Regions from separate parts of the Homo sapiens genome. Here regions 1 and 3 are each linked to region 2. The links are chromatin contacts, found by Hi-C or POLR2A ChIA-PET in ENCODE. All regions are on one chromosome and are shown on one strand. Each heading gives the region's core, a stretch centred on a gene start or an enhancer-like site at or near the end of the contact. The rest is flanking DNA. Distances are from core to core; before and after follow the strand shown. Region 1 has its middle 76 kb from the start of MACORIS. Region 2 overlaps ARHGAP12 (Rho GTPase activating protein 12). Region 3 overlaps LOC107984219 (a long non-coding RNA gene).

The links. Hi-C counts contacts between places; a loop is a spot of excess contacts on that map. ChIA-PET counts read pairs that join two places held with the same protein, here RNA polymerase II (POLR2A). Pooled maps may share reads with other maps.
Region 1: a pooled map shows a loop between it and region 2 (2.9-fold over the local background). The contact joins two enhancer-like sites. A Hi-C loop is called at or near these places in 2 of 168 maps with a recorded cell type or tissue (cardiac septum and gastrocnemius medialis) and 7 of 50 pooled maps.
Region 3: a pooled map shows a loop between it and region 2 (2.7-fold over the local background). The contact joins two enhancer-like sites. A Hi-C loop is called at or near these places in 1 of 50 pooled maps. POLR2A ChIA-PET finds 5 or more read pairs at or near these places in 2 of 52 experiments (GM12878 and T-cell).

What each region holds. Positions count from the first base shown.
Region 1 is chr10:31,629,682-31,632,632 of GRCh38, forward strand. No RefSeq gene overlaps it. Among named protein-coding and RNA genes, the nearest start is that of MACORIS, 76 kb to the right of the region's middle. Within about 2 kb of position 1,652, at least 3 of the 41 ENCODE cell types and tissues checked have a DNase peak (open chromatin) inside an H3K27ac peak, as active enhancers do.
Region 2 is chr10:31,807,381-31,810,722 of GRCh38, forward strand. It overlaps ARHGAP12 (Rho GTPase activating protein 12), which reads right to left. Exons shown (of 20, transcript NM_018287.7): 16 at 3,269-3,342; 17 at 1,850-1,927; 18 at 1,614-1,748; 19 at 1,269-1,371; 20 at 1-452. The coding sequence ends at 278. Among named protein-coding and RNA genes, the nearest start is that of MACORIS, 100 kb to the left of the region's middle. Within about 2 kb of position 1,436, at least 16 of the 41 ENCODE cell types and tissues checked have a DNase peak (open chromatin) inside an H3K27ac peak, as active enhancers do.
Region 3 is chr10:31,945,953-31,949,108 of GRCh38, forward strand. The region is part of intron 2 of LOC107984219 (a long non-coding RNA gene); the gene reads left to right. Among named protein-coding and RNA genes, the nearest start is that of ARHGAP12, 19 kb to the left of the region's middle. Within about 2 kb of position 1,824, at least 7 of the 41 ENCODE cell types and tissues checked have a DNase peak (open chromatin) inside an H3K27ac peak, as active enhancers do.

The DNA of each region.
Region 1 (2,951 bases), core at 402-2,901, 180 kb before region 2:
ATTAAACAATAACTACCCCTTCCCTTTTCCTCTTCGCCTCTGGCAGCCACCATTCCATTTTCTGTCTCTATGAATTTGACTACTCTAGGTACCTCATGTTAATGGAATTGTACAGTATTAGTACTTTTCTGTCTGGCTTATTTCACTTAGTGTAATGTTTTCAAGGTTCATCCATGTTGTAGTATGTGTCAGAATTTTATTCCGTTTTAGGGCTTCATAATTTTCCATTGTATGTTTATGTCATATTTTGTTTATCCATTCATCTGTTTATAGACATTTGTTTCCACTTTTTGGTTATTGTAAATAATGCTGCTATGAACACTGCTGTGCAAATATCTCTTCAGGTCCCTGCTTTCAATTCTTTTGGGTATATGCCTAGGACAGGAATTGCTGAATTGTATGGTAATTCTATACTTAACTTTTTGAGGAACTGCCATGCTGTATTTCACAGCGGTTGCACTATTTTATATTCCCACCAGTGAGGGGGAACCCCACAAGGGTTCCAATTTCTCCACTTCTTTGCCAACACTTGCTATTTTCTGGATTTTATAATAAGAGTCATTCTAATAGGTGTGAAGTGATATCTCATTTTGGCTTTGATTTGCATTTCCCTAATGACTAGTGATATTTAATATCTTTTCACATGCTTATTAGTCAATTGTATCTCTTCTTTGAATAAATGTCTATTAGAGTCCTTAGTCCATTTTTTAAATCAAGTTATTTGATTTTTTGTTTTTGAGTTGTAGGAACTCTTTACATATTCTGGATGTTAATCTCGAATCAGACATGATTTGCAAATATTTTTTCCCATTCTGTGGGTTGCCTTTTTACTCTGCTATTGTGTCCTTTGATCCATAAGAGTTTTTAATTTTGATGAAATTCAGTTTATTTTTTCTTTTGTTTCCTATGATTTTGGTGTGAGGTCTAAGAGTTATTGCCAAATCCATTGTTATGAACCTTTCTTCCTACATTTTCTTCAAAGAGTTTTATACTTTTAACTTTTATATTTAGGTTTTTCATCCATTTTGAGTAAATTTTTTTACATGGTGCAAGGTAAAGGTGCACATATTACTTTTAAAGTTTAAGATAAACAAGAAAATAATATGTAAAATTATTTGTGTCACTAATTCAACAGAATGATGGTTATCTTTATGAAATAACATCTTTGTGAGATTGAAGCAATGCAGTTACTTTTGTTTTTCTCCTCAGAAACTCATAGCTTTGAAAATTACATTGTTCTAACTTTTCCTCCTTATGTTTTACAATGACCTTTGTTTGAATTGTATTGGAAAGTCCAAAATAGCCACTGACCGAAAGGTTAACAATGACTGTCTTCCACAGTGCTCTGAGAAACCTCAGCCCTTGACAGAAGTAGGTAGTTTCCAGCCTGCTTGCTACCCAGAAAGTTCAGCTTCTCATTTGGTCCATGAACAGGGATAAACATAGATTCTGTAAACCTAGTACACTATACACAGTAGGTGATTAGTAAAATCTGTTTAGTGTTTGTCTGGTTGGTTTGTTGACTATCAGATTCCTGGAACTGAGCACATCCCATTAACTGTGATGCCAGCAGTTGACCAGCCCACCTATGTGCCAGGATATATCACGGGACACAGAGAGGTCAGCGTTGGCCTCTCTTGGCAGATCTCCCAGTTCAGGGAAGGAGGGACTCTGCAAGTTTGTCAAGACTTGCAGTTCTCTCCTCCCCCTTGTCTCTCAGGCTGAGTGTTTAGAGTGATCCTATACCCAGGGTACTAGGAGGACACCAGCAGTCCTCACATTAGCAACCCGTGCTGGAGGCCTCTTCTGGGAGACTGTCACCTTTCTGTAGAACTGTCCTGTGAAATGCAACAGCTTCCTTTTAGTGTGCACTTCATCATTTCCTTATTACTGTGTCATCTAATGCTAATAATAACCTGGGAAGGTCGGTGTTTTGGTCCCATTTTACAGTTGAGGAATCTTAGGGTTAATAAGCATGTTTAAGATTACACAGATGGAAGACAAGTCCAAGTCTGGCTGGCTTCAAGGCCCTTCTCTGGACCCTCACAGTATCTAGGCAGTCCCTGATTTCCAGCTTGCATGTCACTGCACTCAGCCTCCAACACTGTCAGGACATGTTATGAAGGATCATTACCCAGAGGCCTATCATCACTCCTTGATTTAGGCTGCAGGGCCTCCACCGTTCAGCAGTAATAGGGGGAAACCACGCCCCAAGTTTAGAGGCAGGTCTTCAGGTCTGCCACCTCCCCTCTGCCCTTACCCATCAAGCTACCCCTGGTGGTGGGAAATGGTGAGAAAAGACAGAAATAAGAAAGATTAAAGAGACCCTGTTCCCACATCCTCCCAACTGAAGTCCCTTACCAATTGTATTAGTCCATTCTCATGCTGCTATAAAGAAATACCCAAGACTGGGTAATTTATAAACAAAAGAGGTTTAATTGATTCAAAGTTCCACATGGCTGGGGAGGCCTCAGGAAACTTACAATCATGGCAGAAGGTGAAGGGGAAGCAAGGCACGTCTTACATGGTGACAGGAGAGAGAGAGACTGCAGGGGAAACTTCCACTTTTAAAACCATCTTATCTCGTGAGGACTCCCTCACTATCACAAGAACAGCATGAGGGAACCACCCCCATGATCCAGTCATCTCCCACCAGGTCCCTCCCTTGACACGTGGGGATTATAATTCGAGACGAGATTTGGGTAGGGACACAGAACCAAGCCATATCAGTGCTGTACCCAGTTGCCTGGTACCTGGTCGTGGGTTTATTAGGGCAGGTGGATAGTGGCCCCATAAAGGATTTGGCTGGGTGTGTGGGCTCTGGATTGGTTGGTTTGTATGCAAAGAACGCATTCACAGGTGAGTTGTTTACTATCTGGGAATTGTCTAACCCTGGAAGGGTTGGTCCCCTCCATGGTCAGTGAGACCCCAGATGCCAAAGCATTGAAATA
Region 2 (3,342 bases), core at 186-2,685:
TTTAAGTTTTGATTTTTACTGAAATTCAGAGTATGAAATGCAAACATTCAGGATAAAATGAATTCATAATTACACGCAGTTATATCAACTTGCAACAAAGCAGCAAATATGAGGGCCTAACACACATCTCGACTCTCCCCTTCCCTTCTGATCCCTCAAAAAAAAAGTGCAAAATCAAAGAGTCACTGCTTGGTCCAAAAAATAAAATACATTGTGTATAAACATTTGAAATCTGATGGAATCCAGCTTCTATTCCACAGGTTGTCTTCAGTAAGAATCAACGTCCGAAGATGGAACTCAGTTCCAGAAGAATTAATTCTACAATCTGATTCTGGTACACAGTATGAACTGCTATATTACCAGTCTCTTTTTCTGGTTTTAATAGAGTGGGACCAAAAACAATTGCTATACTCTGATAGGTCATTCGATTTTTCTCTCCATTTTCTATAACTCTGAAGGGAAAAAAAGAAGTTGTTAAAAGAGAAAATAAGAGAGAGGGAAAATTCTTCAAATGGTATTATAAACCTAACAGTTTGCATTTTAAAAAGAGAAGTAATACTTATTTTCCTAAGGTGATGCATAAACTATTTAACCAAGTAGAATTCTGTCTAAATGCCATGTGAAGCTTTCTTTTTGATAAACACAGCTGAAAGATACAATTAAGCATACTCTAACAAACTTAAAATGTGTGATATTTTAGCTTAGTTTTTAAAATAGAACATTTAAGTATGAGTTACAATTCAGGTAACAGTGACTGCTCCATTAAGTTGATGGGAAAAAAATCTCATTAGGGTGTGGAGATTAAACTTTCCATTTTACTCATTTTATGTAATTTCTTTAAAAAAAAAAAACTCTCTCTAGCTGGGATTTTTTGTTTTAGTATTCTAGTGTACTTTCTATCAGATGAAAGAACTTGGTTATTAAAGTGGCTATGTAGTAACCTAGAACCATGACGGTAACTTAATACACCTCAATTAATATCCAATCTCATCTTCATATTAACCTTAGCAACAATTTCTGAACACCTACTATGTGCTAAGCATTACATAAATACTTCACATATAATACCTACTTTACTGTATTCTTCATAGCAAATCATTTACCCATGACAGACTGATACTAAAAGGAGTTGAGTAACTTTTTCAAGTTACAAAGACAGCAAGTAGCATAGCTGGGATCCAAATCTGAGTCTGAGTGACCCTGGCCCCACAGGCCTTCCCGCTTCCCCTTGTGCTATACCACATCCCATGACTGGGCAGTCCTCCTACCTTCTGAGATGTCGGAAAAGAATCTGCATTGTGTCTTGGTTTGGCTTTGGCAACTGTCTGATTAGGTCCTTAACAGCAGCGACTCGCTGTCTTGGTTCTTGCTCTGAAAAAAGATAATAACCAGATATTTTACAGCAAATTCTTATGAAACTGAAAGCAATGTCACAGTTTGGAAGCTGATATTTGGTAATACACAGTGACATCTGGTGGTCACATTTAAAATGTTTGGAGTAAAACAATCTGTTGAAAATACTTGCTTAAAGTAAGATAAAAAAAATTGGGTGGCTTAATCTGTGCAAAGAATTTTCAATATCTAGAAAAAACTGAGTAGAATTACATACTTACTAATTGCATTAACAAAATCATTAAAATGATTAAATGTAAAAAGAGGTTCTGGTAATTCTCGAAAAAACATTTTGAGGGCTCCAGTAATGACATGAATATCTTCCCATTTACTGTCATTCAAGTCCAATTTCTCATCTGAAAAACAGCAGGAATTGGACATTTTAAAAAATTACTTTAAGCCAGTTCAAAAAGTTATGAGTGATGCATCTGAATAACAACAGTAAATATAATCTTACCATGATTGACTGCAAACCTTAGTTTCTGGATCACTGCGAGGTTGCCACTTACTCTGTATATCCCATCAATATCCAAACCTAAGAGACAATAATAATTTGTGTGTGTGTGTGTTTAAAGTACTTCTTTGCCTCTTCTGAACACGTTTGCATGTGTCAGAATTCCCACTCATTTGCATTAGCCTAAAATCAAATGGGCAAATATTCTTTTTCTCTAAATGGCTTCTGGTAGATGCTTGGCAGGGGAGAGAGATGGAGATTCGCTCTGAATTCTGTTTAATAAACAGCAGTAATTCTACTCTGCTCATCATATAGACTGTGAATCAGCTCAAGGAAATGGTTTCATTAATCTTAAAACACTAACAATTTCAAATTTCTGAAAACATCTGGGGATAATTCAAAATTAAAGGAAGTCAGCAGGTAAAATCAGCCCATGCATATTTTGCATACCATTTTATAATGTAAATGCACATATTGTAAAAACTTTATTGAAGGCATCTGTCATATTAAGTGTTTGTAATAAGTAAACTTAATATAACCACTAAATTAATGGTTCTATAAAAACAATACATAATTTGCTATAATTTATTATTTTCTTTTATATGTGAAACAGAATCATCTGAAATTCATACAATTAAGCCCCGAAATTTCAGGTATTCATTAAATGATAATAATGTACAAATTTACTAAAGCACATTATTGAATGTACTATTCATTTAGCTTCAAATTAAGACAATAGTGTAGTATCCCTATTGCCATGTTGACAAGAAGAGTCAGTGGGACAAGAGATCTGTAACTGGCAGAAATTACAAATTGAATTATGTGTTTTAATTGTACAAAATCTCTTTCATGATATACAGAGATAAGTTAATGTGATTACAATATACTAATGTATATAAAACTAGTATAAATATTATAGCTATGTTTAAATTAATCACAATAGAAATTAGTTTGTCCTATTTTACAGAAAATGACATAAAAATTTTTATCTCGTGAGACATTTGTGGTTGACTTAACCATTTAAAATGTCATCTGATTTTTAGGACAGAAGAAACTTAGTAAGTAAACACAATCTCCTCGGATCTTATACATTGTCAAATTATTTCTTAAAAACAAGCTCAATTTCACAATCACTACCTTCTTCATTTTAAGCAAATGCTTAAATGAAATGGCATCAAAGAATAGCATATACTTAATTAACTGTGAGTACCAAACATTCAGCAGATGCCTGGAGAGATCTTAATTTGAAACAGGTGTAAACATGTAAGTATTTGTAAACAAAATTATTTTCTTAACATCTTAGGACTATAAGGAACTTCTGTTTGCATCACTCAAAATCATAAAAATTCTAGGAATTTTGATGGCAAAACAAGAAGCTGGTTTGCTTAATGTTAAAAAAAAAAATCAAAATCCTTCTCTTACCATGTTCTTCAACATGTTCAATACATAACTTCACAAACTTTGGTACTGTGCCATTCTCTCTCTGACACAGATTA
Region 3 (3,156 bases), core at 574-3,073, 140 kb after region 2:
CAAATTCCCGACCTCAAGTGATCCACCTGCCTCAGCCTCCCAAAGTGTTGGGATTACAGGCGTGAGCCACTGCACCCAGCCAAAAATGTTAATATTAGTTGTCTTTAGACTGATGTCTTTTTACTTTTCCATATTTTCAAGAATTTTATATTGATTCCTTAGGACATTTACAGTGAACATAAAAATGTTAGAGAGAGAGAAGAGCTTAACATTTTTCATTAGAGCACCCTTAAAAAAAATATTTTCTAAGGAAACCTGAATTGCTTAGATCTCATCTCTTTTTTTTTGTTTGTTTTATGTACATCTTCGCCTATATTAGATAGATCATTGATGTACTTACCAAAACAAAAGGAAATGGTCCTGCTTCCTATGAAATTGTGTAAGCATGTGCCCTAATAACCACCTTTGTTTTAGTTCTTTCCAGTCTATTTAAAATTCTGGTCTTTATCTGACAAGCTGGAACTTCTTTACTTCTTTTTTTTTTTTTTTTTTTTTTTTGAGACACAGTTTCGCTCTCGTTGTCCAGGCTGGAGTGCAATGGCGCGATCTCAGCTCACTGCAACCTCTACCTTCCAGGTTCAAGCGATTCTCCTGCCTCAGCCTCCTGAATAGCTGGGATTACAGGTATGCACCACCATGCCCAGCTAATTATGTATTTTTAGTAGAGATGGGGTTTCTCCATGTTGTTTTTATTTTTTCCTTAACTTTTTTTTTTTTTTTTTGAGACAAGGTCCAGGGTCTCACCCTGTTGCCCAGGCTGGAGTGAAATGGCAGGATCTTGGCTCACTGCAAACCCTGCCCCCCAGGCTCAAGCAATCCTCTTGCTTCGGCCTCCAAGTAGCTGGGACTACAGGCATGTAGCCTTGCAGGCATGCAGGCATGGGCCTGGATAATTTTGTAATTTTTGTAGAGCTGGGGTTTCACCATGTTGCCCAGGCTGGTCTCGAACTCGAACTCCTGAGCTCAGGTGATCCATCCCCTTCAGCCTCCCAAAGTGCTGGGACTGTAAGCATGAGCCACCACGCCAGGCCCATATTGTTATTTTTCAAAAAGAAAGAAAGGAAAATGGTAAAAATAATGATAAATATTGGTATTATTTAGTCTCCAAAAAGAATAGCATGACCTTTATCAGAGGTATGTCTAGTTCTCAGAAAAAGAACCCAGAGCAAGAGAAAATGACAGATATTTAATAGGGGGCGAAAGTCTTTTTACATAAAACCTGTCAAAAAAGAAAATCGTGTTGTAATTTGGGACTGTAGCCTGCTGTCAGTTATTTACAGGAGTTTGAATAGCATTGGGTTGGGTTGTATTATGCCACCTAAAATCCAAACCAAATAGGTGTACCCAGTTAAACAGACTTGGGAAGAGAAGTGTGAAGTGTCAGCAGGATTCTTGAAGTCATGGTGGAGGGGAAGAGAAGTGGCCTGCAGATTTCATCAGCAGTTCTTCCGGTTCCCTCCTTTTTCCTAAAATAATCTCTCTGAATTTATCACTTCTGTTAGGAACATACAATATGTTTTTGGTACAGATTCTACTTAAATATCAACAATTTTTCCACTCTGTCAGCTGTTCTATAATATGTGATTCTGAAAACAAACCAAAAAAAAATAACAAATACTGGAACGCTTTCTGCTTTTAAAGTTTGCTCTTAAATGATGTGACCCCTTTTATGATGGATGTTGTTAGCTCCAAGGGTGCCAGATTTAGCAATCCATTATTTATCCTCTTCTCCTGGGACTCATCGTTTTTCCTACATTACCACATTTCACGTTCACAGCCCTTTTAATGCTCACACCCTGCACTGTTTTGTGTACATTCCATTCATCCTGCTCAGCCATTATGGGTTATTGCCATCTGGTGGAAAAACAGGGTTGACTACCAGATGGTAGTTTTGAAATTCCGGAAGTGAAATGAAGTTGTTTTCATCAGGGAAAAACACATTTATGTCTCATGCATATTCTGGTGTTCTAAAACAACGAGCGTTTTTCTGTTCCATTGCACATGGGGAAGTATACAACGATTTCAGCTGCTGAACACATTAAAAAATTGACTTTCTATATACACTACACAAAAATCGTGCTTGTAAAAAAGTTAGGTCCCCTTTTTATTTCTTTTTTCTTTTCACTCTGTCAACCCAGGCTGGAGTACGGTGGCAAGATCACAGCTCACTGCAGCCTCAATCTCCCAGGCTCGAGTGATCATCCCACCTCAGCCTCCTGAGTAGTTGAGACTACAGGCTCACGCCAACACAACTGGCTAATTTTTTTAAAATTTTTGTAGAGACGGGGTCTCACTACATTGTCCAGGCTGGTCTCAAACTTCTGGGTTCAAGTGATCCTCCCTCCTTGTCCTCCCAAAATGCTGGGATTATAGGCGTGAGCCACCGTGCCCAGCTGTCCACCTTTTTAAGTAATCCTGTGATCATAAAACAAAAATGACAAAACAAAATAGAGCTAAAATGTCTCAACTGCTTATCCCTTCACTAGGAAAAAATGCAGTATTAGATGTTTTCTACTTTTAAGTTCTATTATATAATAGCACACTTGAGTCATTAAGCAATTTTAGGGTATTAGTTCTTAAAATGAGATTCATTCACATTCAAAATTTAGCATAGTCTTCAAAGTGACAGGATGAATATTAGTCCAAAATGACTTAGGAGTTTCTCTTTCTCAAATTGTCATAAAATTTACTAACACTGTTACAATCCTTTAACATCTAAATTAGGCCAGGTACAATGGCTCATGCCTGCAGTGCCAACAATTTTAGAGGCCAAGGTGAGGAGATTGCTTGAGCCCAGGAGTTCAAGACCAGCCTGAGCAACATAGCAAGATCCTGTCTCTACAAAACATTTTTTTTTAATTTTTAAAGAAAAATAAAAATCTAAATAAAATGAGGTAGTAGGCCTGAGCTCCTCAAAACTATCAATATTATAAAAGACAAAAAAAGGCAGGGGGGGTGTGGTCAGGGACGGTGGCTCGCGCCTGTAATCCCAGCACTTTGGGAGGCCAAGGCGGGCAGATCACTTGAGGTCAGGAGTTCAAGACCAGGCTGGCCCACGTGGTGAAACCCTGTCTCTACTAAAAATACAAAAATTAGCTGTGTGTGGTGGCACGTGCCTGTAATCCCAGCTACTCGGTAGGCTGAGGCAGGAGAATG